Regions from separate parts of the Mus musculus genome. Here regions 1 and 3 are each linked to region 2. Evidence: chromatin loops called from intact Hi-C (ENCODE). Cell type or tissue: gastrocnemius. All regions are shown on one strand.

Region 1 (8,000 bases), 140 kb after region 2:
CTGGGATACCCCATGCTCCCGAGCTGATAAGCCTGGCATAGTAGTTCATGCATGGGAAGGCGATTTAGGAGAATCACAGTGAGTCTGAAGCCAGCCTGGGCTAGAGAGTAAGTCCTAGGTTAGCCAGGGATAGAATGAGACCTTATCTCAAAAAATCAACCAATCAATGAATCTAGCAAGCAAAAGATCAATCAACTCCAGGCGGTAGTGGCCCATACTTTTAATCCCAGCACTTGGGAGGCTGATGCAGGTGAATCTCTGAGTTTGAGGCCAGCCTGGTCTACAGATTGAGTTCTCAGACATTGAGGGCTATACAGAGAAACCCTGTCTCAGAAAACAAAACAATAAAGAGCAATCAAACTAATGAGCAGGGACCCAAATGTCTCCATTGGGGTAAAGCTTGTTCTATAAACAGCTCCTGTCTGTTGTTCAAGAGAGCTCTCTCTGCTATGGAGATCTTGGCACATACCCTGGAGACCTTTGTTCTTGATGACTGTGGTTCTTTGGAGTCAGAGCTCTTGGGATACAGACACTTGACTGTGGAAAGCTAAAACCAACAGGTAAGGCAGGGGTTGTAAATGTTCAACATTAATCTTTGAAATCCTTCAGACCATGCACGTAGAGTAGCATGTGTGGGTTTGGGTATGTGGCCCTACACAGCAACTATATATGTAGATGCTAGCGTGCATAGACCAATTGCAAGGCACACATGCAGATAAATCCTACAGTGGTCGGTAGCACTGTAGGGAGCTGTGGATGGTGGTTTGCACATCCCAGCCAGTGGAGACACCCATACATTGAAATGAGGGGGTAGAGAATGTGATGTCAGAAGTCTTCACACTGGAAGCATCTGTGTGGGCTCTGTCACTTGCTGCTGTGTAGCCTTGCTCAGGTTCAGGGCCATGCTGTGCCTCGGTTTCATCATCTCTGAAAGAAGATACTGGGAATAATGGTGCTTAGAGCAGAGAGGGACTCAGAGTTGTCACTGGTGAGGTCAGCTGGGTTGAGAAGGAAGATTCTTCCTGATCTCTTGGCTCTTGTGGATCTTTTAAGGGTCCCGTTCTCCTGCTCCAGGTTCTGTCATGCTAGTGTGCTGTGTTTGTGGCTTTCTTGTCCTGTTGCTTTTCCTTCTGTCTGTACTCCAGCGATTTGATTACCCGGCTGTCCCTGTACGCAGCCTGTCCAGCAGCTGATGAAACACAGATGCTTGATCTCAGGATGCTGCCCCGTGCTGCGCTGTGCCGAGTCCCAAACGTATGTTCTTGGCTGAAGGGCTGAGGGCCTGGGCTGAGGGGTGGGGATCAATTAGTCAGCCCACAGAGGCCAAAGGTCTAGTCCTTGGGGTGCAGGCTCAGGCACAGTAGATCTCCACTTTGTGGATTTTGTTTTTAAATACTGTCCATGTGAATTCTTTCACTTCGGAGTTTGTTCATGAGTGTTCCGGCTAAGTGGAAATTGAAAAACATACGCTATCTTTGGGGGAAGCAAATCCAGACGTAGGGACAGGAATCTCCCTCTGAAATGTTCCTCGACAACTGAGAACAAGGATAGCAACTGCCTGGACAGGCATTTCCGTTCCTAGTATTTCCCATCCTGTTCAGGCCTCCTGCTGGGAATGTCAGCCACTGTGGCCAAAGCTGCAGGTTTCCCAAGAGAATCCAGAATTCAAGATTTGTTCCTCAGATTCTCAGGCCAGTTGCCCTGGCTTTGAAAGATTGGCTACTCACTGAAAAAGTTTCCTTTAAGCATTTTTGAGCTAAAATTGAAAAAGCTGCTAGCTTACAAGACAGGGGAGACGCCGTGCCTACACCCTGGAGCTTTGTGGGTATGGAGAGTGAGACTCAGAGAGAATGGCCTGTCTCAGGTTCCAGAGCTGGATTTCATGGTGGATGACTGGGTCCCCAGTGCAGGTCTTTCTCTTCTGTCTCTACCCAGGATGCTTCTATTGGGCTTTAGATAGAGCTTCGAGAGGCATTTCAATGCAAATGTTGTGGTCACCCAGCCCAATGTGGAGCTTGATGCATCTGTAGATGGAAGGATCCCCAGAGACTTTAAGCATGGCCTCCATCCTTGCCTGATTCAGAGAGGACAGTCGGGCATCTGTCATAGTTAGGGTTTCTATTGCTGTGATGAAACATCATGACCAAAAAGCAAGTTGGGGAGGAAAAAGTTTATTCTACTTACACTTTCACCTCACTGTTCATCACCAAAGGAAGTCAGGACAGGAACTCAAGCAGAGAGGAACCTGGATGCAGAAGCAGAGGTCATGGAGGAGTGCTAACTGGTTGCTCCCCATGGCTTGCTCATCTTACTTTCTTATAGAACCCAGGACCACCAGCTCAGGGATAGCACCACCCACCATGATCTGGGCCCTCCCCACATTGATTTTTTTTTTTTTTTTCAAGACATGGTTTCTCTGTATAGCCCTGGCTGTCCGGGAACTCACTTTGTAGACCAGGCTGGCCTCGAACTCAGAAATCTGCCTGCCTCTACCTCCCGAGTGTTGGGATCAAAGGCATGCACCACCACGCCCGGCTTTTTTTTTTTTTTTAATTTTTTTTCCACATTGATTACTAATTGAGAAAATGCCTTTACAGCTGAACCTCATAGAGGCATTTTCTCAACTAAGGCTCCTCCCATCCAATGATGCTAGCTTCTCGTTAAGCTGACAAACAAAACCAGCCAGCACAGCATCCACCAAACTGAGAAACAGAAATGCAGTTTTGAGCAAGTTTGTTCTGTCTTAGCAAAGAACAGTTGGTGTGGTTTTCCACATAGCAAGCCTTTATGGCTTCAAATATTCTGGAGCTCTTAGCAGAGCTAGGAAAATACCTTTGAGGCAAAGACAGTTTAGCTTTGACCTTGGGCCAAGAAAGTTCAGGCAGCCAGGCTCATGTTGTAGGATTGCAGGATAGTTGCTGGGGTGATCGATGATGACTTTGTCTCTGCTTAATGGTGGTCCAGCCCAGTGGTCCAGCCCATCTGCATGACTCAAAGGCTCAGAAATGAGTGCTTCTTGTTAGCAAGGTGGAAGGGGTGGCGTTTCATCCTCCAGGTCTTTCTTCTTTGCCCAGCCTGCTTGTAAAAATGAGAGCTTGATTTTTCCAAGCTGTATCATGGACCCCAGATATATCAATGCCAATTTTCTGAAGGAAACCTACTGTCGTCCGTGAGCAGTTGTCGGGCCCACAAGGGTGACTCATAAATAGTGAAGTTCCCAGAACTCACTCATCCCTGGCCAGCTAAGAAGAAGCTAAGCCAAGAGGGGTGGGGCAGGCTGCCGCATTTGAAAATAACATTGTGTGTTACAGACAAGTGTCCCCTGTTGGACAACCAGGCACTTTTAAACAGAGGAGGCTCGGCCGATCACCATGCTGGCTACCTGCTTTTATCTGGCCGATGGAGGAGTCTTCACTTTCCACACTAGCTCAGACTAAGCAAGAGACAGGTGCGGCTGCGGCTGACTTTCCTCCAGGCTGTTGGGAGTGTTTCTGACAGCAGTGCAGTGCGTATGGTGTTGTGGATGGTGGCAGGAACAACTGGTTTTTCAGGCTATTAAGAAAGTGTGATTCCCCTGGTTGTTGACCACCCATCTCCAACCCTTAAATGTCTAAAATAATCTAGAAGGCCACACAAGTCAGCATATTATTTATATTCACTTAGTGTTGTGGTGGTGGTGGTGGTGGTGGTGTGTGTGTGTGTGTGTGTGTGTGTGTGTGTGTGATTTTTTTGAGACTCCCTAAGTAGTCCTTGTTGGCCTCAGATGCACGGCAGTTTTTCTGGCTTTGCCTCTCAGGTGCTAAAACTGCAGGTGTGTGCCGCCACACCTGGCTATGTTAACTTTCATGGCTAATAAACATCATGCAGAAAATTGTGCCAGTCACTATAGCTTATTGGGTTTCATACCCCTTTTAAAAAAAAAGAATTTTATGTATGTATGTGTGTGTGTGTGTGTGTGTGTGTGTGTCCACACACACACCTGCTTGTCTGTGAGAGCGTCACATCCATGCAGGTGCCTGTGGAGGCCAGAATCTTGATTGCTGGATCTGGGTTGCTGGGAATTGAATTGCAGTCTTCATCAGGAGCAGCAGCCATTGCTTTTGTTTTAGCCAGGGTTCCTATTGCTGGGATAAAGCAATAGGACCAAAGCAACTGGGACAGATGGGTTTGTTTCATCTTACAGCCTAAAGTCCATCACTCACGGAAGCCAGAGCAGGAACTGAAGCGGAGGCCATGGCTTGCTCAACCTGATTTTTTACAAACCCCAGGGCTGCTGGGGTGGGGGTGGGGCACTACCCACAATGAGCTGGGCTTCCCACATCAATCATCAGTTAAGAAAATGCCCCACAGACTTACCAATATGTGAACTTATGAAGGCATTTTCTCAATTATCTTCCCAGATAGGCTAGGTTTATGTCAAGTCCACAGACACCAACTAGCACAGGTCTTAACTGCTGAGTCATCTCTCCAGCAGCCGATTTTGCTCTTTTTTTTTTTTTTTTTTTTTTTCTTTTTTCCGGAGCTGAGGACCGAACCCAGGGCCTTGGGCTTGCTAGGCAAGCACTTTACCACTGAGCTAAATCCCCAACCCCCGATTTTGCTCTTAACACACCTCTGCAATCAGTACAGCACTGAGAAACTATGTTAGCAGTGTTCCAGGGATTTCCCCAAGGCCCCCCTCTGTGCTTGGCAATGGCTATCCGGACATCTAGTTTTGTATAAATAAAATCACTGGGATATGGGGTCAAGGGTTTGAGCTTAAAGGATTGTAACTAGGGTGGTGGCAGGTAGCCAGGAAGGCGACTCCTGGGAGTGTCAGTGGGGAGATTCCTGTGGTGTTCAGGGCTCTCGGAGACGGAGACGTTGTTTCATTGGCTTAGACTGAGATGGCTCAGGAGGCTCATCCCTTGGCAGTGTTGAAGGTGCCAGAGTTTGGAGAGCTATCGAGGGCAGACAGGGCACTGAACTAACCATTGTCCTGGCAACCGCCTTGTCACTAATACATGAGGTTTCTTAAAGACCGATTGTTCAGGAGGTATTAAAAGCTGAGAGCTGCCGGCTAGGGGTGGAGTTTTGAGATGGAGCCAACAAGAAATGCCAGGTGTTGTTGCTGATAGAAATCTGACTATCCCCGGATACCGCCTGTCAGAGCGCAGGCTCCTGGGAGTTGGTTTTCTGATGGCTCAGAAGATGCCAGTGACAATGGAGACCAGAGGGTACAGGCTGCGTAATGAGTTTCCCGTCTGGTGGTCGGAGGTGTAGCGATTCTTTCAGGAAGGCCATTAGGGGCTTTGGGTGGGTTGTCTTAGAACAAGCGACCTCTGTCTTGAGGCAGAGCTTCTGGGGACAACCTCTTCTTGGTTCTGGACACAAACAGCTGGGAGTTTCCCCCACGGCAGGTGCGGCTTAACTTGGCTCCTCAGCGGTTGCCTCTCACATTACTCCAACCGTTAGAGTTACTCTAACACGTTAGAGTCTATTGTATGGGCTGGGCTGGCTGCAATATGGATTGAGTGGCTGAGACAAACAGAGAAAGTAACAGATTCTGCTTAAAGACGTCTCATGTATTTAGTGTTCATTCAACAATAAGTACCAACTGTCATTAGATGCTCTGGATGGCTTACCCTATAGCTATAGGGGAAATCAACTTTGTGGTATGTAGAATTACAGGTGAGATAATTATTGGCCTGAAGGCTATGTGTTACACAGCAGTCCCTCCTGATATGTGCTTATGGGTTGTGTCAAGAAGGCATATTGCATAGATGACATTTTTTGGCAAACCTGAAAGTACTTTTGTTCCAAAGACTATAGCCTTTTCCCCATGTGCCCAGAGACATGCCAGGGAAGCAGTCAGACCCTGTGTTGGGTCTCCTGCAAATATGATTCTCTTCCTTCCCCAGGTCGGAGAATAGAACTGAACAGACTTGATGCCCTGGTTCCTTCAAGTACTTGGTTTGCAGCTTCATTCTAGGCTGCCAGACTGGGGTTAGCTGACAGGCTATCAAGCACAGGTGTCCCCATGGTTGGAACACTGGAGTTAATTCAATCAGAGAACTTCCTTGGGGGTTGCTGACAGAGTAGGGTAGAGACAGGTAACAGAGACATCTCTGCTGCTGAAATTGTCTGTGTTGGCTCCTCACTCTGCCACACTACTTCCTGTCTGAGACTGGGCCAAGCTACTTAACACCCCATGCCTCAGTTTCCTCATCTGTCAAATGGGATTGACATCAGTAGCTCTGACATGGGGTTCTTACAGTCACAGTTAGGCCTGCAGCAAGTGCTTGTTGTCACTCGCGAGTACTCCTTAGTGTCCCCATCTCCCGTTTCCCAAATGCTGAAGCTGGGTGTGTTTTATAGATGAGGTACACACACCAGAAGCAGTCTCTCTTTCTTAACAGCATGGCTTAGGCTTTTGCCTTAGAGGTCTTTTGTTTTAGAAAGATCTGGGCTTCCTCTTAGATTTTTTAAAAAGAAAACCTTGGGGTGGTTGTTGAGACAAGATGTCCGTAATATGCCCCATTGCATGACCTTCTTATAACAGTCCCTCACATGGGAGTTCTACGTATGTATCATCAGAACCAGTTTTTAAAATTAATTAATTCACTTTACATTGCAATATATCTCCCCTCTCCTCCCAGTACCCATGCAAGTCCTACCCCCAGTCCACCTTCCCCTTCTCTTTGAGGACCATGTGCATCTTCTCCCTCTGAGGCCAGACAAGGCTGTCCATTTATGGGCACGAGATCCATAGGCAGGCAGGCAGGCAGGCAGGCAGGCAACAGGATCAGGGACAGACTCTACTCCAGTTGTTGGGGGACCTTCATGAAGACCAGGCTATTCATCTGCTACATATGTGGGGGGAGGGATGCCTAGGTCCAGCCTGTGCTCACTCTTTGATGATTCAGTCTCTGGGAGCCCCCAAGGGTTCAGGTTAGTTAACTCTGTTGGTCTTCTTGTGGAGTCCATGTCCTCTTCGGGTTCCTCAGTCCTCCCAATTCTTCTGTAATCCTCCCAGCTCCGTCTAATGTTTGGGTGTGAGTCTCTGCATCTCTTTCCATTGGCTGCTGGGTGAAGCCTCTCAGAGTACAGTTATGCTAGGCTCCTGTCTGCAAGCATAACGGAGTATCATTAATAGTGTCTTGCCAATGGGGTGGGTCTCAATTCAGGGCGGTCATTGGTTGAACAGTCCTTCAGTCTCTGCCCTGTCCTTGCCCTTTTCATCTTATAGGCAGGATACATTTTGGGCCAAAGGTTTTGTGGATGGGTTGCTGTCCTTATCTCTCCCCTGGGAGTCCTGCCTGGCTACAGGAAGTGGCCTCTTCAGGATCCATATCTTCCACCACTAGGAGTCTAGCTAGAGTGGCCCCCACAAACCCTCTGGGGCTTTATCCCCACCCCAGATCTATCTGGTACATCCTAAAGATCCCCCCACCTCCTCCTTCTCGCTCCCCTGCCCTCCCTACATAGGATGCACTCCCTCGTCCCCACTCCCCTCCCCAGCGCCTCTTCTTCACAGATCCACCAACCTCTGATATCTGTTTTGTTTCCCCTTCTGAGAAAGATTCAACCATCCTCCCTTGGGTCCTCCTGGTTATTTGGCTTCTTTGGTTCTGTGGAATGTAGCATGGTTGTACTTTATGGCTAATATCCACTTACCAGTGAGTACATACCATGCATATCCTTTTGGGTCTGGGTTGCCTCACTCAGGATGATATTTTCTAGTTCCATCCATTTGGCTGCGAAATTCATGCCGGCCTTGTTTTTAGTAGCTGAGTAATATTCCATTGTGTAAACAAACCACATTTTGTGTACCCGCTTGCCAATAGAGGGTCATGTAAGTTGTTTCTAGTGTCTGGCTATTATGAATAAAGCTGCCATGAACGTAGTTGAGCCAGTGTCCTTGTGAGTGCTGAAGCATCATTTGGGCATGTGCCCAGAAGCAGGACCATTTTTTGAGGAAATATAAATGTCTTTTTGTTACTCTCATATATTTATCTCAA
Region 2 (8,000 bases):
TGAATGAAAATTATTTTTGGTACTCTGTGAACGATTTCTGTACTACTTCTATGAGCTTAAAATTGTTTTGTGAAGGATTTTATTTGAAATGAACTTGAAGTATTGCTACCTTTTTAGAAAGAGAAATCCGGTCGGTCTCTGGCCCTGCATACTGCTCTCATCACTGGCCTCACGACGACACACGCATAATTTTGCAGGTACAGACTAGGAGAGTGGCCTGTACACAGACGGCTAGATTTTATGGAGAGCAGTTTGGAAGTAGTGAACAAAGTTGGAAGCTCAATGGAGGCAGTAAATGAGACTGCCTGGAGGGTCCCTGGGAAACCTTGTGAGACATTACATAATGGCAGCCAGCAGGGGTGGAAGAATTTATTATAGATTTCCACTTTAAGTGTATCTATTTATGTGCCCCGAAGGCCAGTGGAACCCTGCAAGGAAAGAAGGGGTGAGCACTTGTATGTACCCCTGCCTCCACTACACCACAGAGGTCTCCACCTGTCCATCAAGATGTGGGGGATGCAGCTCCACTGTCCCACCTGAGGCCTCCAGGCTGCTTGGTGAGGAAAGGAAGCAGCCTGCAGCAGGCACTTCCTCAGGTTTCTCAAAGCTGTTCCCTAGCGCATCAGATGTGCACCTGAGTTATCTTGTATATGAACTAGGCTCACTGCCTCGCTCTGTTTTTGCAAGCTGTTACTTTCTCCTCCACATGAAGCAAAATGTAGCTTATAGGTAGAAATGTAGAATTTCCTGGGCCACAGCCTTGGGTAGGAAGAGAACTGTCAGAGCACAGCTACCAGTCTGTGCTCCACTGCCTGGTGGGAAGCATTTCTCTCTCTCTTTTTTTTTTTAACTTGGGAATACAGAGGCCCTCTGGGGGTAGAGCTGGACACCTGGCACCTAGAGGTAGAGGCTGGAGGATATTGAATTCCAGGTCAGCCTAGGTTATATTATAACAAGTTCCAGTCTGGGATACACAGATCCTAAATGAATTAATAAAAAAATTAAAACCACAGCAGCTGGAGGTTTTCTGGTTAAGACTTTATACTGCGCTGGGCAGTGGTGGTGCACACCTTTAATCCCAGCACTTGGGAGGCAGAGGCAGGCTGATTTCTGAGTTGGAGGCCAGCCTGGTCTACAGCGTGAGTTCCAGGGCAGCCAGGACTACACAGAGAAACCCTATTTTGACTCTCCACCATCACCACCATTCTTAGCCCCTGCAACAGGCAGCTCACAGTGGCCTGTAACCCCAGTTCCAGGGAAGTCTGAAACCTCTGACCTCCACTGGCACCTGAATTCACGGGCACATACATTCTCCACCTCGATACACACACACACACACACATAACTTAAAAACAACTAATCTTAGGGGTGCTTAGGGGAATCTCAGAGGCTAAGAGCACTGGTTCTTCTTCCAGAGGACTCAGGTTCAGATCCCAGTGCACACACTGCAGCTAACAACCATCTGTAAATATGCTAGGCAGAAAATTCCAGAAAAAAAGCAATCATGCGTTTTAAAATCTGCCCTGAGTCCATTCATACAAAATAGCATGCCGTCTTCCAGGGAGGATGTCCCCATAGTCTCGAGCATTTGAATATTTGGTCTCCAGTCCTTGTTTTGGTGGGCTTAGGAGGCGTGGCCTTGTTGAGGGCTTTTGTCACTGGCTTTGAGAGTTTAAAGTCTGGTGCTACTGGGTGTCTATACTCTCTGCTATACTTGCAGGCTCAGGAGGTGAGGGTTTGGCTTTCTCCTCCCGTGTTGCTCCTTAGCTCCAAAATTATGGACCCCAACCCTTTGGAACCATAAGCCCAAATAAACTGTGTCTTCTATACACTGCCTTGATCATGGTGGATTATTATAGCAATAAAAAGTAACTAATACAGGTATCCTAGATGGAACGTTGGAATCAAAAAAGGGTATTAGTTGAAACTGAGAAAGTCGTGGGTGGGTGAGATGTCTCTCTTGCAGTCAAGCCTGATACCTGAGTTCAATTCCTGGGATCCATCTGATAAAGGGGAGAAATGACTTGCTCCTCCATGACTGTGTAGTGTAGTTGCCTGCCCTGCTACACACAAAATAAATACATTTCTTTAAGTTTAAAAGGTCCTGGAAAGGGCTGGAGAGATGGCTCAGTGACTAAGAGCATAGATTGCTCTTCCAGAGGTCCTGAGTTCAATTCCCAGCAATTCCCACATGGTGGCTCACAGCCATATGTAAGGGATCTGATGCCCTCTTCTGGTGTGTCTGAATGCAGCTACAGTGTACTTACATATATAAAGTAAATAAATCTTTTTTTTTTTTTTTAAAAGGTCTTGGAGAAAATATGAACAACCTTTTCTTTTTAGCTAATAGTCGTGGATAAGAACTGATATATTATTGGTAAAAATTCACTGTTCTAATGTAGTATATTAATAACAGAAAAGTAGGAGCAGGTAATATGGAGACTCCCTGTACTATCTTTTTTTTTTTTTTTTGAGACAGGGTTTCTCTGTGTAGTCCTGGCTGTCCTGGAACTCGCTCTGTAGACCAGGCTGGCCTCGAACTCAGAAATCCGCCTGCCTCTGCCTCCCAAGTGCTGGGATTAAAGGCGTGCGCCACCACGCCCGGCTTCCCTGTACTATCTTAATCTTTTTGTTTTTGTTTTTTGAAACAGGGTTTTTTTCTGTGTAGCCTTGGCTGTCCTGGAATTTGCTCTGTAGACCAGGCTGGCCTCGAACTAACAGAGGTCCACCTGTCTCTCCTTCCTGAGTGCTGGGATTAAAAGAATGCACCACAGCTGCTTAGCTTCTTCTTCTTCTTTTTTTTTTTTTTTTTTTTAAGATTTATTTATTATATGTAAGTACACTGTAGCTGCCCTCAGACACTCCAGAAGAGGGAGTCAGATCTCCTTATGGATGGTTGTGAGCCACCATGTGGTTGCTGGGATTTGAACTCCTGACCTTTGAAAGAGCAGTTGGGTGCTCTTACCCACTGAGCCATCTCACCAGCCGGCTGCCTAGCTCCTTAATCTTCCTACAAATCTACATTTTTCTTCCAAAAGCCTAAAACAGACTGCTGGCGCAAACTTAAGCCTGTGATCCCCACTTTCAGGAGGCAGAGGCAGAAGGCAAGACAGCTCAGGCTGGCCTTGGGCTACATCCCAAGAGCCTGGGGTGGGGAAGAGTCTTAGGCCAGGGTAGAAAGCTTGCCTAGCGTCCTGAGTCCTTACCACCACCACAAAGAAAACTAGTCTACTAACAACAACAAAAGCCTTGCAATAAATATGACCTTAAAGGGTAGAGAGAGAGGCCCGAGAGTTTGGCTCAGGGGTAGAGGGGTTTGGTTGCCCTGCACACAGAGGGGCCTTAGTTTGATCCCCAGTACTGAAAAAAAAAAAAAATCACACACACACACATCTATTACTAAGTTTAGTTTTATTTAGAACTTTAGTAGGGTTTGAGGTTTTTCCTTTTTTTAAAAAATGATTCTTGGATTCTAGTCATTAAAACCTGTGTTCAATTCATAACAACCACATTATGGCTCACAACCATCTATAATGGGAATCAGATGCCCTCTTCTGGCCTGCAGGTGTTCATGCAGATAGAATGCTCACATAAAACATAAAACAATAAAATAAAATTTAGAGAGAGAGGGAGATAAACGTGTGGGGGTATTTTAAAATCACTGATTATAACAAAAACACTGGGCCTGGATTGATTAGTAAGTTATGGAACACATCAAGGCAGGAGTGCATGTAGATTAAGGAGCCAATAACCTCATGGTTGTCTTAGTTTTTCACCAAAAGCTAGGTCATCCATCCTGACAATATCTCAGTCTGTGGCAGCTCTGAGCCTGGACAGCCTTTGCTAAGGGGACTTTGAATGCCTAGAGTTTAAAGGAGCGTGGGAGAAAAGCTCTGACTTGCAGATTCTTGCAAGGAGCAGTGTGCTTCTTGCATCTACTCAGAGAAAGCTCATCTGGAAGGGCAGTCTTCTGTGGACCTCGTGACCCCACGATGAGGACAGGTGCCTACCCACTGTGGCTGTCTTAGGGTTTTCCATTGCTGTGAAGAGACACCATGGCCAAGGCAACTCTTTTTTTTTTTTTTTTTTTTTGAGACAGGGTTTCTCTGTGTAGCCCTGGCTGTCCTGGAACTCACTCTGTAGACCAGGCTGGCCTCTAACTCAGAAATCCACCTGCCTCTGCCTTCCGAGTGCTGGGATTAAAGGTGCGCACCACCACCGCCCGTCTTGACTCAATCTTTATCTTTTTTTTCATAACTGTCGATTTGTCCATCCAGCAAGGCTATGTGACCTTATGAAAGTCAGTTCGTGGTTGTAGCCTTTATTGATTGCTTCCTACATGTTAACAGAACTCTCCCTGGATGAAGAGTCTTGTTCTTCATTTCGTCTTACTGGGAACAGCACTTTGGAGGAAGCAAATAATTTGTCCTGGGTCCCAGGAGTAAATGTAGAGACAGGATTTCCCTAGAGGCTTTATTATGACATTTCCTTGTCATTTCATTGGTAGGGTGCAAGAAGGAACTTGACATTTGAAAAGCAAGTACTTATTAAATCATTAATTTTAAAATTACTATTATTATATTCTTTGATTCGCCCCAAGTTTTTGCATGGAGAAGTCATTTGGACAAATCCTTTGGATTAAAAAAAAAAAAAAAATCCCTTAGTGCTGAACCTCCTGCTGTGTCAATCTCCGGTGGAAGCCAGAGTCTCCTGTGCATTGGGGCGGGGCCAAGACCGAAGGGCCGGGCTACAGGATCAGAACCAGGACGGAAAGCTGAGATTGAGGGCGGAACCTGGAGGAAAGAGGAGGGGCGAAGCCCGGCAGCGCATGCCCGGTGAGGGCTGCCAGCCTCGGCCGCCGCCGCTACCGCCGCCGCCCACTCGGGACTAGAGAGCGAGCTACAGGCAGCAACCTAGCGGAGACCGGCCCAACTGGGCGAGCGTACGGCCATGGCCCCGTGGCTGCAGCTCTGCTCCTTCTTCTTCACTGTCAACGCCTGTCTCAACGGCTCGCAGCTGGCAGTGGCCGCGGGCGGCTCCGGCCGCGCGAGGGGCGCGGACACCTGTGGCTGGAGGGTAAGGCGAAGGCTTCTCCGGGTTCCAGGTTACCTGGGGGCGCGCCGCGCGCACAGGTGTTCGCGCGCAGGCGAGCGGGGACCGCGGGGATCGCTGGACGCCGGATCCGCGAGCAACGGGGTTCTCAGCTTTTCTAGCCGCTCATCCTGCGTCTGGATCCCCGGGCGCGCGTCTGCAGGTCCCGGACAGGATGAAAGGGGCCGCCGACCCCTGGCTTTGTGTTGTTAATGAGGCGCGGCCGCTGGCTGGGGTCCGACTCCTGAGGGCGGGTGGCTGGGCGGAGAGGCGGGGGCCGTGCGCCCCACCCTTTGTTCCCGGCCCTCTGCCCGGGGGATTGGGATCTTCCGGGCAGTGCGCAGGACCGGTGCACTTCGGAGCCGGTGTGGGGTTCGTGCCCTGGACCTCCAGTCCACAGCTCTGCGAGGGCCCAGGGCAGCCAGGGAAGGGTGTCTGGAGTGCTAGGGAAGGATGCCCCCCCTTTCTCGCAGTTGCTTTGTTTCTTTTAGGCATCGCCGTCACCTAACTTTTACCCAATCGCCGATTCCGAACTTTTTGAGAAACAGCCTTTCGTCTAGCTAATGGTCCCCTACCCTACTCCCTACCCCCACGACCCAGCTTGAGTTGAGGATGTTTTTGTGGTCAAAGGGCAGCGAAAGTTTGCTCCGCCAGGTGTCCCAGACCTGAGACCATGGTGGCTTCCAGACTTTCTTTGGGAACTTGAAAGCCTTCTTCCCAGAGCTGAGTGTTCTTTTGATGCTGTCTAGATAGTGCGGTCCTCTGGTTTGCGGACTTTGAACCTCCCACAGAGACAAGGGTGCTGCGAGTCAGTCCACACACACCTTGAACCCTATTGTGAGAACACAGGCTTTGCACTCCAGCAACCAGGAGCTTGTTTTCCTCACCTAGAAAGAAGGAAGAGGGGGTGGGGGTGGGCGTGTTGTTACTGATTTCCCCAGGGCGCAGGGGATACACTGGGGCAGTTTACTTAGACCGACGGTGACTTACGTTTTTCGATGGAAAAGTCTGTTCAGTCTCAGTACAGACAAGACCCAGGACGCGACACCTCTTAGGGATACTTGGCTCACTTGCTTCTCTCTTAGAGGGAATCCCGGTTCAGAAAACCAGGTATGAGCCAGGCAGCTATGGTTCTTTCACGTTTCGTGAACGCCGTTACTTCTTCCCGTTTAAGTAAAACCTCACCATTTCTTACTGTGTTCCATTGCAGTAAAACATCACTGTTAGTTTTAACACATTCCAGATTTCTTTTACGGTAATCTCAACGTTGACCTATCAGTTTTTAGAAGAGTTCAGATCTGGACTGGTATCGGCTGTTGCTGCCTTCCTGTAATAGCCTAGAGTACATGCCACTTGTAAAGTTATAACACTGGGTCTAAGTGGTCTCTGAAGGAGCCGCAGCGGTGTTTGTGTTCGTTAGGAATGTATCGCTCGATGTGACATCCCCCCCCCCCCTTGATGTGGTTCATCAGGGTTATTGACATTCTTGTCCTCTTGGGACTGTCTACAGCCCTTTCCTTGAGTCCTCGTCCCCTTTCCTGGATGAGCCTGGGAGCTTCTGGGCCTTGTCCCGGATTCCAGGCACTTTCCCGCGGCCTGGCTCCTTCTGTAATTGCCTGCTTGGTACCCACCTGTGAGAGTAGGCCCAGCTTACCCACCTCCTTCACACCCATCTTTTCTGTCCCTCCCTCCCTCCCTCCCTCCCTCCCTCCCTCCCTCCCTCCCTCCCTCCCTCCCTCCCTCCCTCCGTGTTACTTAGCTTCTGATTGCTTTCACACTGCCAGGGTATGCTTGATTCTCTTCTGCCTTGGGAGCTCTCTGCTTGGCTTCACATCCAGCCCACGGGATGCCTCTTTAGGGAAACCCTCCCAGAATGCCGTGCCCTGCGTTTTACACTCAGGTCCCTTTCGCTGGTGCGCACCAGTTTTATGTGTTTTCTTTCCTTGGTGGCCCCAAAGCCAAGAAGCCCAGTAAATCTTGGTGGAGGACATGTAAACTCTGTAATCTTTGTGTAAAATCCTATATTAAATGATTTGAGAAATCAAGAGAGCCGAGGCTAGTGCTGTAATCCCAGCTACTCAGGTGCCTGGGGCAGCAGGATCAACAGTTTTGGGCCTGCCTAGACTAAAGAATGAGTGTCAGGGCTAGCCTGGGCAACTTAGAGAGACTGTCTCAAAAAGAGAAGAACGTAAAACGAGTGTTGGGGGTGTGTGATATAGCTCAGCAGTAGAACGTGCATGAAGTCTGGGTTCAGTCTGGAGGGGGTAGTGGACAGCAGTGGAGATCTCAGCACTGGGCTTCTGAGTGCTGTCTAATCTGCAGTAGGCCTTAGCATAGGCTGCGGCCCCTGAGAGCAGTGGTCCTGGCTACAGCCACCTTTAAATCGTGGGAAAATATCATCTCCTTGCTTTTTATCTTTCTAGTGCCTTAACTCCAGCATGGCTTCTTGCAGGAAGCCCTCCCTGTCCCTGCCTCAATAATTAAGATGTCCTAGAAGTTGCTTTGTCTTGGGGTTCTAGTAGGTACTAGTGTCCAGAATCTTGGGTATTTGAGTCATCTCTGCCTCTCTAACCAGGTCTGGTACTCAGCCTATGGATGTTGGGTCTGTATAAATATATATATATAAATAAGGGTCAAAGGCTGAGGCAGGAGGATAGCTGTGAGTTGAAAAAAGAAAAAGGGAAAAAAAGAAGCAAGCAAAGAAAAGTCTAGGAGGGATCATAGAACTGTAGTCCATCGGTAGCGTGCTCGCCTAGCCTAGCATCCTGCATCCTCCAGGGTCTGGAGCATTCCCCATTGCTTAGAGGGTAAGAAGATAAGAAATAAAGGGAGTGGCTTGTAGCCTTTAGTACCAGCACTCAGACTGTAGAGGTAGATCTCTGAGTTCAAGGCCAGCTTTCTCTACATAT
Region 3 (8,000 bases), 150 kb after region 2:
CAGGCACTGTCATCTACAGCCCTGGCTCAGGTCCCCAGGCCAGGACAGGGGTGGCTCCTGTCACAGCGTCTGTTCTGACAGTGAGAAACCGTGAGTCTGTCATTGTGAGAGAATGCGGAGGTAAACAGCTCCCCTATCCAAACATGAAGCTTTAGAGAGCAGTGAAGACCTGTGTGTCAATATGGCTAATGGTTCAAAATATATCACTCACTGCGGCTCTGTCCATAGGACTCACCTGCAGGGGCCTTCTGTGTTGCTCATGCCCATGTGGGAGGAGTCCAGACTGCCGTACTGAGGGAGGAGTGGGGAGGAGTGCGTGCTGTGGGTGCTTGTCCCTAGACTCAGGGAAGGCCCAGCTTTGTTTTGTTTTGTTTTGTTTTGTTTTGTTTTGTTTTGTTTTGTTTTGCAAGACTAGGTTTTTCTGTGTAGCCCTGGCTGTCCTAGTTGATCTGTTAGACCAGGTTGGCCTCGAGCTCACAGAAATCCATCTGCCTCTGCCTTCCAAGTGCAGGATGGAATTAAAGGTGTGTGCTACCACCTCCTCGAAAGGCCCATCTTTTGTGGAACCTGATGTATGCTGGCTGTGTGCAGTGTCTTCTTTAACAAAAGAGGTGCTGGATGCAATGCTTCTAGAAGCCATTGCTAAAGAAACTCGAGGGGCTTGCTTTGTAGTTGATGATAACATTGTAACCATGTGGGTAATATCTTGGGTTCACTTACCACACACCAGACGATGGGGACACGTGACAACTTTTCTCATCATCTCACGGCCACCGTATGATGCAGACATTGCTGTGAGTTGTACTTTATGGCCTAGGAAGCAAAAAGTTCAGGGTGGTTAAATCCTTGACTGAGGTCTCACAACTAATGTATTAAAGTCAGGATTCAAGCCCCTGGAGCAAAATGAAGTCTGTTCACTAGGGGTTAAGATGTCTGTGGATAGTGATCTTTTCGTTGTAATAATTGCATGCTATTACTTTCTCTTTGGTGAAGAACTGGGGTTTAGGGATATAGCTCGATGACAGAGCCCTTGCGTTATATGCATAAGACCTTGGTTTGATTCTAGTACCTTGTGGGCACACATGTATACAAAGACATTAGAGAAAGCAAAGGCCTGGTGTTTCTAGCTAAACTAGTAGAAGGATAACCTCATTAGAAAGTATTTACATTTTTTTCCTTCTTACCACAGGGGTATGTGCTCACAATGAGATAATGGGATGGACTGGTTTTTATTGTCAACTCTTGACACACTCTGCAATCACCTGGGAAGAGTCTCACTGAGGGATTGTCTAGATCACGTTAGCCTATGGGCATGTATGTGGGGGGATGGTCTTGCCTATGATAATTGAGGAGGAATGACCCAGCCCACTGTGGGTGGCTCCATTCCCTGCGTTTGGCTGCTAGACTATGAGTAGGAAACATATAGGCATTCATTTTGTACACGTTCATCCCTCTGCTCTGTGATATGAACTGCTGATACAAGTTCCTGCTGCGGTGCACTGTAACCTGGAACTGTGGGCCAAAATAAACCGGTCCTCCCTCCCCTAATTGCTTTTTATTAGGATGTTTTAGAGCAGCAACGGAAATGAAGCTAGGACAGATGTAGCGTTCCTTAGCTGTGGTTTTTTACAGTGATTTGATAAGTGGGCAGGAATGATCTGTGCTCGAGAGCATGACGCTTCAGTCAGGAGTGGACAAGAACTAAGACTGCTGTCACCAGAGTTCGGGGCCTTCCCCAACAAGTGCCCTTGAAGTTCGCTGTGGGATCTCTACCCTGCTGTCCCCTGAGGCAGAGAGGACTCTGAATTCCAAGGGGGCATAACTTCCCGTGGGTTTCCAAGTGGTCATTTCTCCTACGTGTGGAACGATGGAGCTCATTTAACTGCCTGTTCCTTGAGACAGTCTGAACTAAAATCCATACCAAGAAAACACCAACAGCTTGCTGACTGCAGCTTGGTCGTGGTCCCCAAGATTCCTGAGCATAGCCTTGTTTACTTCCTCTGGGTCTCCAAGGCCAGGAGAGCAGCACTTGACCACACGGGAGCCTGTGTCCTGGCTGGTGGGGTCAGAAGAGGTGACTCTCAGTGAGGGTTAATGTTTATAAATACTGAACGGTACCGGGTATCAGTACTAAGGCATCCTTGCCAGACGGGGTCAGTCCCGCTGGCGTGAGCTCTTGACTGTGTGCCGAGGGGCCCCTTCTGTCATGTGGCTCACAGGAAGGGTGGTTGTTTTTTTGACTGTGTTTATAAAGCCTCTGCTGACTGGGGAAACTGCAGAAGACAGCAGTGGCTTGCAGCGTTACTGACCAGTCAGAAACTGAGTCATGCTGTGCGTCCTCTTTCGTCAGAACACCAAGGTTCACTTCTTTTTCTTCCATCTCAGGCTGAGTGTGAGCAAGCCAGGGCTAGAAGAGCTTGCGCACAGCTCCCTTCGCTCTGGGTCTCACCATGTAGCTCAGGTTGGCCCAAACCAAACCCATCCTGTCTCAGCTTCCTAAGTGCTGACATGGTAGGTGTGTGTCACCACACCCGGCGGTATCATGGATGTTTTATAGGCCCCTGTGTTGCCATGGAATTTTAAAGTTAGAACTCAGAGACTCTGGGACATTGAACAAATAAAACCCTCTGATCTTCTGATCTCCCTTCTGGGGCTGAAGGGAGGAGTGACCTCCTTCCTTTCATCTCATGCTGCCTCTCTGTTGAATCAGCCAGGGGCATCTGGGGATAGAGTTAAAGCTCACAGACTCTGAGTTCCTGTGGTCCTGCCTGGGGTAGCTGTGTGGAGCCAACCCTGTCTGGAGCCCTGCAGAGCGGACCTTCTGGCCCTGTCCCTCCCCCAAGTTGTAGGGACTGCCTTTTGCCGCTTTTGCCTTTAGCTTTCTATGATAGCCCAGGCTGCCCATCTTTAGCTGGTCCTCCTTCCTCAGACTTAAGTGCTGAAGCTGCCGGCGTGTACCACTCACTCCACTTGACTATTTCCTTTAAAGGTACTGCTTCTGCCATCTGGAGGCACCCCCATTTCCTGACTCCTTGTACCCTCCATGCTGGGGAAGGAAGGCAGCTCTCCAGGGGGTCTGTTTCATAAGGGCACGGATCTGTCTCTTAAGGGAGCTGCCTTGTGGCCTGATGGCCTCTCTGAGGCCCAACCCTGGCGCGCCACACTCTAGGGACTAGTCTCCAGTATAGGAACTTCAGACCTACACAGATCCCAGTACTGTGGAGGGTTGCAGTACGGTATAAGAGTGAGGGAGAGGCGTGGCTAAAGCAGAGGACCAGAAGCTGATAGATTATGAGGGGGGCTCCGTGGGGAGGAGGGGGTTTGAAGAGAAGCAGATGCAGAAGTGTGGGAGGGCAGGTCTCTGTGGAGGCTAGAGCCCTGCAGGCGGATGATGCAGATGTTCCATATTTGTAGATCTGCAACTGGGGACGAGGAGGGATGATGTGAATGGGAGAGGAGCTGGAGCCCTCATCTTCCTATCCTCTGGTAACTCAGTTGCAGAATTGCTTCTCTGCAGGTGTGGGAGGCGGTTAATGATTGATAAAGATCAATGTTAGCCCGTCTGCATGACCCGTTTCCATTAAAAAAAAAAAAAGAGTCTTCAATGCCTGGACTAAAGGAGGCTCAGATATGTTGGTTTTTAACCAGATTTTTATCTGGAGGTCTTTGTGTTTAATCTTGGCTTCTTCTAAACTCTCATCAGAGTCTCAAATTCAAAAGCCATGCTATGAAATTTTACTCTCTCCTGCCCCCTGGTGACCGACTTTTGAATACCAACTTTGAATTCACTACTCTTCATGGCTATCTTCTTACATGCAAGGTACCACAGAGATGCCACAGTGCTTGATCACGTATTGGCCACCCAGGCCGTTCCCAGAGGGGAAGCCGTGCATCCAAAGAATGTTGCAATGAATTCTGCCGGTTTCTGGTTGTATGTTTTAGCATCTGCCACTGCTCTGATGCGCAACGCCCCAGCATTCCCAGGGCTAAGCAGAGCGCCGACATTGCCCCTCTCACCCCAGCGTTTGTAGGGTGTCTCCTCTCTGTGGTTCTGGGCTGGGGACGATGGTAGTATCCTGTTCATCATTATAAATCCAAAGGTAAAGGGAGGAGAAATTCCCTGTCTGTGTGGCATCCCTGTCCTGAGAGAATCGAGACATCTGATAAGGGGAAAGTGAGGCTTCCTCGTGAGGGAAAGCGGTGAGGTGGCTGCTGGAGCTCGTTGCCCTTCCTGGAACAATCAGAGAAACACTTGTTTTTCTACAACTAGACTCTTAAAAACAAAGCTTTTAAGATGGTTGATAGCCATCAATTTCAATAGATGGATTTCAGTGTCAATAGATAGATGTCAATTTTCAACAGGTAGGCATCAGTCTTGATACACAAGTGACAGTTTCAATGGATGTTTACTGTAAGTAACTCTTTTGGTTAACTCTCTTCGGGTCAGGGTCCATCATAGAACCACGCACATACCAGAACCGGTGAGTTCCTCTTTTCCTGACAGAATCCTGGTTATATTGCCTGCTTACCACGCCTTTCCTTGTCATTGGTTGGCATGGAATTACAGCCTCATTATCTGAGTGCCACAGTCTTTACCCTACCCCGTGAGGCCGAATCTGTTTGGTAGGACACGGCTGCTGAATGTGGCTGGGGCAGATGGGGGTACTTGACTCTATAATCATGGTGTGGTATTGGCACAGAAGCTGCTGTAAAGACCCTGGTTATAGGTGTTCAAGTTCACATGACCCAACCTTCTCTCCAGCATGTCCCACTCGCTGCCACAGGATGTTTGCACATGCCGTATCAGGCTGGGGTGCCTCTCTCCATGCCTGAAGTACTTTACATTTCAATCGTGTCATGTGAAGATTCATTTTATTTGGTCTGTTGACCAAATATATACATTTAACCCAGGTAAAAAATTTGTTTAACTCAGCAAAAAGTAACAGGGTGAGGATGAGAATCTTATTTTAAGGATGACCAAGGAATGAACACAGATACACAGACACGCACAGACATATATATACACACACACACACACATACACAAATTTATGTATGTTTGTATCATATATAAAAATATACATACATATATAATACCAGAAGATACTACAGAAAAGGGAAGACTATATTAAATACAAACTTGGATATAAACCATGCTAGTTCATTTAGGACAGTAAAACTGACCTTTGAGGCTAGGCCTGAAAAATTATTTTGCTGTGTGTCTATGCTTTGTAAGTTGATAGCCTAACTGTGCAGAGTCTGGGAACAAACCAAAAGCAAACAATGAATCAAGTAAAGTTAATCTTAGTGTTGTTTCCTGTTGCTATGATATAACACTGACAACCACACCTTAAAGGAAGGGAGGGAGGGAGGGTTTATTTGGCTCCCAGTTCTAAGTTCTGGCCATTATTGTAGGGATGTTAAGGTGGTAGATACTTGGAGCACACTGGTCATGTTCCATCCGCAGTCAAACAGAGGGCAGTGAATTACTGCATACATGCCTATGCTCAGCTTGAATTCCCCACCTAGGGAATAGTGCCACCCACAGTGGGCAGGTCTTCCCATCTCATTTAAGACGATCAAGATAATCTCCCACAGGGAGGCTAGCCTCATCTAAGTCTCTCACTGAGACCTTCTTCCCAGGTGATTCTAGAAGTTGACATGCTAACTGCGGTTCCCTTCCCTGTAAGCTGGTTCATGCTATAGATGACTAAAGTTCTGTTTTAGTTTCTAGCTTTGGGTAGTTTTCTAAGAGGCTTTATATCCTGAGTGCCCAGTACAGTGCCTGGCACAACCTGGGGGCTGGTGACTGTTTCCTGTGGGAATGGAGAAAAGGCTGAGCCCCTAAGTATTAATGGCTAGGGTGTAATTCCAGGAAAAACTTTCTATGAGGAAGTGCAGACCCAGCCATCACATCTGCGGATTTGGGGTCAGGACTGGCTGTGTGCAGAAGGGCAGCTATCACCGTGTGGAAATCCAGCAATCAGAATGGGGTTATCAAGCAGGAAGTGGGGCTTAAGAGCGAGGGGGAGCTCCGTGATTAGGGCAGAGAGCAGGGAAGGAAAGGAACTGTTGTTTCTGGCACTGCCTACATGTTGCTCTGTCATGTGAGCTGGGCTCCAGGGCCATCTTGCCCTTGATAGCCCTCTTTACAGCCTCCGCCCTCTGCCCTGAGCATCCCAGAGCAGAGCTGTGGAGTCAGCAAGATGTACTTGGGATTCACTGAGCTGAGGGACCCTTAGTAAGGGACAGGCCCTCTCTCAGCCCTGATTTCCTTATCTATAAAAACACCAAAGTCCGTGGCTCTGTTGTATTTGGAGATTTGAAGTGCACATCAGCAGTGGGCAGTCTTTGTACCCTGTACTGTGACTCTCCAACAATAACCCAAGACACCGTTTATACGCAGCAGCAGTCTTCAGCTCTGGTTCTTTAGCTGCCTGAAGACTGTGCCCAAGTTCACTCAAATACTGGAAGACTCCAGAACAGGCCAGCCAGGATCTACTGAGTCTGACCCTACATTGTCTTGTCCTCTCTGCCATTAGCCACTGTTCCTGGCCCAGACCTGCTGGGGTTTTCTGGAAGGAAATAGCAGATTGTATTTAGGGTATGGTTTGTAAAGTTTAGAGTTTAGTAGCCATGAGGACAGTCTCTTAAGATGGTGTTGGGACACTCTGGGCCTTTGGACACTTAGAGAACTCAGGCAGCTTGCTGCATCCTTCGATACATCTGGTGCTTCAGCACTCACGGGGGCATCTGTAGACGACATTCAAGTGCTCCAGAAAACAAGAGCAGCAGCAGCAAGAAAACTCCCTAAGTAAGGAAAGTCCAAATATAACCTTTTCCTATCAGTTCTGTTGAGAAATGAAATCTTTTAATTTTCAGTTCCTGTTTTATTTTGTTTACTTAAACATTTAGAACACGTTTTGTGTGTGTGTGTGTGTGTGTGTGTGTGTGTGTGTGTCTGTATCAGAGGACAGCTTTTGAGAGTCACGTCTTTCTTTGTACCTTATGTGTCTTAGGGATCTGACTCAGGTTGTCAGGGTCAGGTGTCTTTACTCACTTGTCTTGCCAGATCTCAATTCCAGTTTTTGAAAGGGCTTAGTCTGGATATACTGTTTAGACTGGCTGCTGAGCCCTTATAGAGGGGCGAGGCTCCTCCCTGCATTTCTGATGACGGCCACCAGAGGGGACTGTGCACCCACACTCTGTGCGACTTCTTAGCTTTGTCCTTGTAGAGGTAGGAGCCCTGTTCTCTCCAACCCTTAGCCCTAGAAAAGATTCACTTCTAGCTATTTCCAGTGGAACTTTGTGTTCTCCAGGAGGGGCCTCACCCCATTAAAGCTACAGTGACTGTGTTAGTATCATAACACCCAGGTCTGCCCAGCCAAGTCTTGAAGGGAGTGAATTCTCCAACATTCCTTCTTAGAGCACAAGAATCAGACAGGAGTGTGTGTGTGTGTGTGTGTGTGTGTGTGTTGTAGTAGTAGTAGTAGTAGTAGTAGTAGTACTCACAGAAGTTGCCTAGAGTCACAACATCAATTACCTGGGGTACATCCTAATCAAATCCATCCTCCAAAAACTCCCATGGGGACCTGCATCTCATCTCCCTCCCAATTCATGCCCTCCTTTTAAATTTATTTATTTGTTTGTTTATTTATTTAACCCACTGAGTCTGATTAACACTACCTATAAGCACATGAGTACTGGGGTGTGGGAAATCTATCAGTGGCCAGGCTTCTAAAGAAAAGTGGCTCTCCCTCCTCTAGCAATCATGAACTGCCAATGTGCCTCAGCTGGGGCAGAGCCCTGGGAGAACCCCCTATACATGACCCTGTCCTCCATGATGGAATTTTGGATGGACTTTATCTTGTGCAGGGTACCATAGCTGCTGCAGAGTTGTGTGAGCAGAAGCTACACCATGACCAGGGGACAGCAGTTCATGGCTCTCCTCCCTGTCCTTTGACTCTTATGTCCTTTCTGCTCCCTCTTCAGCCCCTTAAG

What was found. Hi-C counts contacts between places; a loop is a spot of excess contacts. Peaks named below come from ENCODE experiments on the same cell type or tissue, not always from the same donor. Only the 100,000 strongest peaks of a DNase experiment are listed, where the experiment ranks them.
Region 1: it touches region 2 in a loop (5-fold over the local background); 15 of 42 quality-filtered maps call a loop at or near these places.
Region 3: a loop joins it to region 2, with 5 times the contacts of the local background. A loop is called at or near these places in 15 of 42 quality-filtered maps.

What each region holds. Positions count from the first base shown.
Region 1 is chr14:27,170,135-27,178,134 of GRCm38, forward strand. It overlaps a transcript of Arhgef3 not described here. Among named protein-coding and RNA genes, the nearest start is that of Gm34848, 92 kb to the right of the region's middle. In gastrocnemius, no CTCF peak of the experiment used is centred here; DNase peaks (open chromatin) are centred at 1,603 and 4,796; H3K4me3 peaks cover 1,955 bases; H3K27ac peaks cover 6,040 bases.
Region 2 is chr14:27,034,154-27,042,153 of GRCm38, forward strand. It overlaps Il17rd (interleukin 17 receptor D), which reads left to right and starts at 4,848. Exons shown (of 13, transcript NM_134437.3): 1 at 4,848-5,076. The coding sequence starts at 4,951. In gastrocnemius, a CTCF peak has its summit at 3,555 (motif pointing left); DNase peaks (open chromatin) are centred at 4,832 and 5,265; H3K4me3 peaks cover 2,287 bases; H3K27ac peaks cover 2,400 bases.
Region 3 is chr14:27,180,036-27,188,035 of GRCm38, forward strand. It overlaps a transcript of Arhgef3 not described here. Among named protein-coding and RNA genes, the nearest start is that of Gm34848, 82 kb to the right of the region's middle. In gastrocnemius, CTCF peaks have their summits at 3,757 (motif pointing left) and 7,176 (motif pointing right); DNase peaks (open chromatin) are centred at 2,183, 2,838, 3,772 and 7,182; H3K27ac peaks cover 3,615 bases.